Regions from separate parts of the Homo sapiens genome. Here region 1 is linked to region 2. The links are chromatin contacts, found by Hi-C or POLR2A ChIA-PET in ENCODE. All regions are on one chromosome and are shown on one strand. The core of a region is the stretch at or near the end of the contact, and the rest is flanking DNA. Distances in the headings are between cores, read along the strand shown.

Region 1 (3,485 bases), core at 795-3,294, 89 kb before region 2:
ACATCTCCTGGGTGACACATGGGCCTCCACCAGCTCTGGGGCAGACCCAGTCCCCAAGTGCAACCCTGACCAGCTGACCTTCCATCAGTCAGCCCTCTCTGGGGGGTGAGACGCTCCCCAAGACACAGGGTCACCCAGCAGAGCTACAGGCACCAGGACGCAGCATGGGGAACTGAAGATGCCACGAATGTCCTCTTAAGTTTCATATTCTAAAGACACTTTGCTAGCCCTTTAATCAGACAGCCCCCAAACCACTGTGACAGCTACCACGAAAACAGCCATTATAGCAAAGAAAAACCCAGCCAAGTTCCAAAGCAGCCCTGCCCTGGGTGGCTGGGGGAGGACACAGGCAGAAGCGGTAGGCCTGTGCCTTGAGTGCACTGTATTGCAATCTCCAGGCTCTGGGCCTCACCTGGAATGGCTCATTCCTGGCCCACAAGGCAGAAAATGGCACTCACTCTCCTCAGGAAAGTCTCTGGGACTTGCAAGTCACACTGTGGCCTCTGTCGCAGGAAGCATCTACAGACCCCAACAGAACCCTGGAGCCTACTCGGGAAATTCACAGCCACAGCCCCTCTGAGTTCACGGCATGCCCATGATGCCCTGGCCTCGGCCCACCCTTGAAAAGGCTGAAGCCACTCTCTCCTAAGCTGGTGCTCCCTGGGGAGGTCTCACAGCCTTCGCAGGCTGTGGCCTCAGTGGAACAAGTGAACGAGAATGTCCCAGATGGGGCCAAATGCCTCTGGAGAGAAAGTAAAGACCACGTGAAAAGGGGGTGGCGGAGGGCTGGGGGCCTCAGTTCTCAATCTGTTCAGTCCATCCTGAGCACTGGCAAAGGACTGCCCTCCTCCCTCAGCTCCCCTACCCTCTACACACTACTCCTGGCCACACTGCTGCAAGCCCACAGCTACATTCCCCATATCCATCTGTGACCGCCAGCTTTCTGTTAGGTCTGGCCATGGGAGTCATTGACAGGAGACAGGAAGTTGGAAGGAAGAAACATTTTTGTGGCTTCAAGTAGGACCTCCAGCAGTGAAGGCAGTGTGGCGGGCAGGGAGAGGCTGCAGATCACACGGCCACAGCCTCGGTGGCACAGCAAGTGAGACTGAGTGTTTGACACTTCACTCTTCCTGCCCATGGCTGATAATGGAAACCTCACCTTCCCACTGTTCCCAGCCCTTCTATCACCTTTGTAACCAATTCCCTGTGTTAAATGCCCTGTGGTTGAAATATCTGGGGTGGTTTCTGTTGCTGTAACAGTGATGTCCCTTCTCCCTGGGCACCCATCTTTCATTCCCTGCTGACCCCAGGGGCTTGTGTGTATGCCTGCCTAGCTACAGGGGGTACACCTGGAGCCTCACATTTAAAAATGTAACAGCAGCCGGGCATGGTGGCTCATGCCTGTAATCCCAGCACTTTGGGAGGCCAAGGCAGGTGGATCCCCTGAGGTCAGTAGTTTGAGACCAGCCTGGCCAAGATGGCGAAACCCTGTCTCTACTAAAAATACAAAAATTAGCTGGGCATGGTGAGGTGTGCCTGTAATCCCAGCTACTAGGGGGGCTGATGCAGGAGGATCGCTTGATCCTGGGAGGCGAAGCTTGCAGTGAGCCAAGATCGTGCCACTGCACTCCAGCCTGGGCAACAGAGCAAGACTCTGCCTCAAAAATAAATAAATAAATAACCAACCAACATTGCCTGACCATACAGCCTGCCTGCATCTGCCCGCAAAGGAGCCCTGGGTCCACGGCCAGTTCATAGAGACCCGCCCGCTTCCCAGCCTCCCCACCGAGGAGGAGCTTCCTGAGTCTGCCTGAAGGACCCCAGTGCTGCGACAGGACACAGTCTCCATGGAGACATGAAGTCCTCTGGGATGCCTGCACCAAGGCAAACTAGCTGGCCGAGGAGCACCATTCAGCTGTGAGAGCGGCCACAGGGGGCTCAGCACAGCCTTGGTCCGTAGCACCCAGTGGAGGGCAGGAACCACACAAGCCAGCCTAGCAAAGCTCCGTCTCCACAGTGCTCCATGCTCACCGGCAGCTTCTCCTGTCCAGTGCTGGCTGCCAAGGGACATTCTGGCCTCAGCAGACATGGGCCACCTGGGGCTCTCAGAGCTTGTTTAACAGGAGAGGGCAGCACCTTAAAACTCTCAGGAGCTACTGACAGTGTGTTTAACATGTTTAAAAAGAGAGCAATTGGGTTTGCTTTTCCTCTTCATTAACTTCATCCCTCCCCCGGGGCAGGCTCTAACAGGCCACTTCCTTTCTTTCTGTATCTACTGATCAGTCAGATGACAACACAGGGGCCACCAGGGCTACCACGCACTGCCTGAAGCACAGGATACATCTTTGAAGTGTGGTTCTGGACATCTACTATCTTTCAAGAGCAGATATCCCATCCGAGTATTTTCCAATCCAGGGCAAATGCCTCCAGGTCCCAGAGGAGTACACTAGACTCTCAATCTTTTCTGTTTTTATAATGATGATGATTTTTGAGACAGGGTCTTGTTCTGTGATCTAGGCTGGAGTGCAGTGGCACCATCATACCTTACTGTAACCTCAAACTCCTGGGCTCAAACAATCCTCAAGGCACGTGCCACCAAGCCTGGTTAGTTTTTTTCACATTTTTGGGTAGAGATCAGGTCTCGCTATGTTGCTCAAGCTGCTGTGAAACTCCTGGCTTCAAGCAATCCTCCTGCCTTGGCCTCCCAAAGCAGGGGGATTATGCCCGCCAATCTTTTCCGCTTTTAAATACCACGAAGCAAGTCATTAAAACAACTCCCATTCTGGAAGCTCTTAATTTTTTAAAATTTCCAAATACCACGTATATCAACCTCCAAATTGTTAGCAGAAATAGAAGCACTCTGGCTCTGGAGGCTGAGGCAGGAGGATGGCTTAAGCCCAGGAGGCAGGGGCTGCAGTGAGCTATGATTGTGTCACTGCACTCCAGCCTTGGTGACAGAGGGAGACCCTGTCTCTTGAAATTTTTTTTTTTTTTAAGGGAGAAGCAATCCTATATACCACAGGTTGGGAAACTGGGGCCTTTGGGGCAAATCTGGCCCACCGTGCATTTTTATAAATAAAGTTTTACTGGCACACAGCCCTGACCACTCGTTGTGTATTGACTATGGCTGGTTTTACAATACAACAGCAGAGCTTAGTGGCTGTGACACAGCCTGCAGCCCACAAGGCCTAAATATCTAGCCCTTTACAGAAAACACTGGTTGACCCCTGTACACTAGAAGTGGCTTCACACTGTCTACAGTTTCCCTCGGGATGGACCCACAATGAAAGCGTGAAACGGCTCAACCCGAGGGACGCAGCCAGGACAGATAAGGAAGGTAAAGGAACATGTGGAGGGATGTGGAGGATGCCCCCGCCCGCCCCCCACCTGTGGGAGGAGACAGATGGACAGGGCACAGGGGACAGAGAGGGCCCAACTCACCTGTGGCCTGGCAGAAGAGGTAGAAGTTCCCCAGGGCGTGCACG
Region 2 (3,343 bases), core at 1-2,500:
TCTGTTCAGCAGGGCTACTTGGGGGCTTTTCATGATCAAGTCCCAGACTTGCTCTTTCTCATCCAGGTCATGACCAGCCCTTTTTCGCTGCTGCTTTTTCATTTTCGCAGCAGAGGTGGGGAGGTACAAAACTAATTAGCGTCAACCAGTCTCCAAAGTGTATTCACAACACAAGGTCTCTATGTTGTGTTTAAAGAACCAAATGGTGGGCCGGGCATGGTGGCTCACGCCTGTAATCCCAGCACTTTGGGAGGCTGAGGCGGGCATATCACGAGGTCAGGAGTTCAAGATCAGCCTGGCCAACATGGTGAAACCCCATCTCTACTAAAAATATAAAAATTAGCAGGGTGTGGCGGCGGGCACCTGTAATCCCAGCTACTTGGGAGGCTGAGGCAGGAGGCTTGCTTGAACCCAGGAGGTGGAGGTTGCGGTGAGCCGAGATTGCACCACTGCACTCCAGCCTGGGTGACAGAGCAAGACTCCGTCTCAGACAAAAAAAAAAAAAGAACCAAATCGTGCCAACTAGAGCCAAAGGCTTAACTTCAACCCTTGCAGTCATGGGGGCACTTTCTCCACTTTCCACCTTAGACACGTGCTTTTGGGGTTCTATGTGCTTTTCTTAAATTTCAGAATCAGAACACCAGTCAAAAATGGAGAGTGTGACTCACCTTCCCCCACCCCCAAGAAAACTGCCACAAAACCGCACTGTGAGCCTGTTTCTTCCTCTCTTCTCTCAGATGCACTACGCTCTCAGGGACCAAGGACACTTTGTTCTAATCATGTTGAAGATGTAAAACAAAAATACTTAATTGTAAATTGAATTATTTCACCAAGATGCTACCTGTGAGAAAAAAGGAATGGCTGGAAATCCTGCCTTCCGACCTGGGTTTCGGATGATTATAAACAGCTGGGGTGGGGCTGAGGACCTCAGGGGCAAGGCAGCCACAGTTGGGGGTGGGGGGCAACACATTACAAGTCCAGCAGCAGGGCGCAGCCAGGCTGCCTCTGGCCACCTCCCCAATGCCCAGGATCTGGACAGGAAAAGACAGGAGTTCATCAATAAGGAGAGACCCCTCAGATGTGGGGTGCAACACCCCAGCTAGGAAGGGCAGCAACAGGTCCTCTCCCTGCAAGATCATGGGAACAAAGAAGAGGACAGGGACACTGAGGACAGGGTTCAAAACCCACTGGTCTCCCCAGAGTGAAGCACCCCCAGGGGAAACTGACAGCAACTCAGGCAGTCACAGAGGTCAACCATCAGAGAGGTGAGTGCTAGACAAAAACCACATCCTCATTCTTTGGGTCCATTAGGAAATGGGCAGGGTTGCAGGGGTCCCCCGCCTCCTGGAGAGGGCTGGATAAGCCTGAGTTACCACGGGGTGTGGGGGGAGGGTGCGGAGAGCACCCCCAGGGCGAGGGTCCTGCTCTCTGCTCAGCCCACAGTGACATCTCTAATGCAAGCATATGCTGGCTCTAAATTATATTAGCTTGCTTGCTTTATTTGGATGCATCTCTGTTTTTGACACCATGTCCTCTCTATAGCTATAAACATCTCGCATGCTTTACAAAGCACTGAGCACACAATAATTAACCAATACTCACTGACCAACCTGTCAGGGGCAAAGAGGACCAGCCCAGGAAGGGGGCACATTTCCACATATCACCCAAGAGCCTCTCACGCTGGCTCAGACCCACAGACAAGACTGGGAAGATCCGCCCACAGAATGTTCCTCCTTGCCCTCCATGACCAGATTCTCACTTTAAAAAGAGCCCTTAGTCCGGTGCATCCCGCGGAGAACAGACAAGAGGGGCCTAAGTCCCCAGGAAACCAGCACCATCCATCCGGTGAGATTGCTGGCCACTCAGCCCAGGGGTGATGGCTGCTAACGGGTCACTTAAAAAAAATGACCATGCATTAAAAACATTATTAAATCATCACTCACAAGAGAACCAAGGAGGTGTCACAATCCCTTCAGAGGGGAAGTCAAAGAATCACAAAAAGACATGGAGTTGGCTGGGGGAATGGGGATGGATTGGGCCATGATGGATTGATAATTAGGGGGCTTCCTTTTGGGGTGCTGGAAATGTCTTGGAGCTAGAGGTTGCACAACATTGCAAATGTACTAACTGCCATGGAACTATTCACTTTAATATGATTAACTTTATGTTATGTGAATTTCACCTCAAGAAAAAAATAATACAGAGTAAAAGAATATTGACATGAATTTCCAACGGACACAATACCAGCCTTTTCCATGGGGAGTCAATTGTCTCTCCAGGAGGCTGAACCCATTTGCACGTCTAGGGACAAGGATTATTTGCATTGCCTTCGGATATCTATGACTTACAGAGCTGTACAAAGACAGGTGAGCCCTGGGTGGCCCCAGTGCTCCATTCAAAGGCTGCCTATGCCCAAGTCCAAGGTGGAATGAGGAGAAGATGGAGTCCACAGGTTTAGGAGGAAACCAGCTTTAGCCGATGGGAAGGTGATGCTGCAGAATAAGGTGTGTCTAGAGATGGTGTCAGGAGTGACTCCTGCATTTCTTGGAGGCAGGGGGGAAGGTGGGCTCACTGGAGCACTGGGGCTTGAGGAGATGGTCCACCATGTGACACAGTGAGAAGCCGAGGTGTCCAAGGCACCATGAAGGGGCAGGACCACACAGGGTGCACGCCAGGCAGTTTGCAGCCCTGGCCTGGCTAGGGGCTTCCGTAGCACAGTGCCGCAGCTCCTGGGGCACACACCAAGGGATCAGGCACACGAAATGCTCAATGACACACACAAACATAATTTCCCCTGACTTGTACAAAAAATAGGGTGATCACTCCGCTCTGAGTTCCCACGTAGTGATGCAGACTCATTTTCAGAAACGCCTTTTCTTTCTGCCAATCTGGAATTCTTTCTGGGCTCCTCGAACACCTCTAAGAATCCACAACCTTAGACAGAGGGCTGCCTGGGGCCTTTCCCTTCCGGCTTTCCCCAGGCATCCACACCTACAACACCTGGGACACGCTAACACTCACAGGCCAGGTGAACACATGCTTGACTGCTCTCCATATGTACCGAGGGCTGCCCATGACCTCTGTGAGTGACCTTTCTGTCTAGACCATACGCAGTGCATCATCGAGGGAGCACACAGCCCCCGTGTGCACAAGGTCATGCTCCAGAAGCATCACTCACCTGCATGTGCACACTCTCAAGGCACAGCCAACTCCACTTTTCCACTGCAATTAGTACACAGTAATTATTACCCAAACCCAGCACATGGAAACATGGTCTGCAGCCTACATGGACTGTGTTTCCAGTGAGTTGTCCTTGTGTGCAGCAGGGAGGCGGCTACCAGGT

Evidence for each region. Hi-C counts contacts between places; a loop is a spot of excess contacts on that map. ChIA-PET counts read pairs that join two places held with the same protein, here RNA polymerase II (POLR2A). Pooled maps may share reads with other maps.
Region 1: a loop to region 2 is called in a map with no recorded cell type, with 3 times the contacts of the local background. The contact joins two enhancer-like sites. A Hi-C loop is called at or near these places in 1 of 168 maps with a recorded cell type or tissue (endothelial cell of umbilical vein), 1 of 37 single-sample maps with no recorded cell type and 2 of 50 pooled maps. POLR2A ChIA-PET finds 5 or more read pairs at or near these places in 3 of 52 experiments (A549, Caco-2 and activated CD4-positive, alpha-beta T cell).

The regions. Positions count from the first base shown.
Region 1 is chr9:89,373,392-89,376,876 of GRCh38, forward strand. It overlaps a transcript of SEMA4D not described here. Among named protein-coding and RNA genes, the nearest start is that of SECISBP2, 57 kb to the left of the region's middle. RefSeq lists a silencer at 2,005-2,064 and an enhancer at 2,535-2,644. Within about 2 kb of position 2,045, at least 7 of the 41 ENCODE cell types and tissues checked have a DNase peak (open chromatin) inside an H3K27ac peak, as active enhancers do.
Region 2 is chr9:89,463,446-89,466,788 of GRCh38, forward strand. All of the region lies in intron 1 of SEMA4D (semaphorin 4D), which reads right to left. Among named protein-coding and RNA genes, the nearest start is that of SEMA4D, 33 kb to the right of the region's middle. RefSeq lists a silencer at 372-441 and enhancers at 952-1,011, 2,200-2,896, 2,897-3,343. Within about 2 kb of position 1,251, at least 8 of the 41 ENCODE cell types and tissues checked have a DNase peak (open chromatin) inside an H3K27ac peak, as active enhancers do.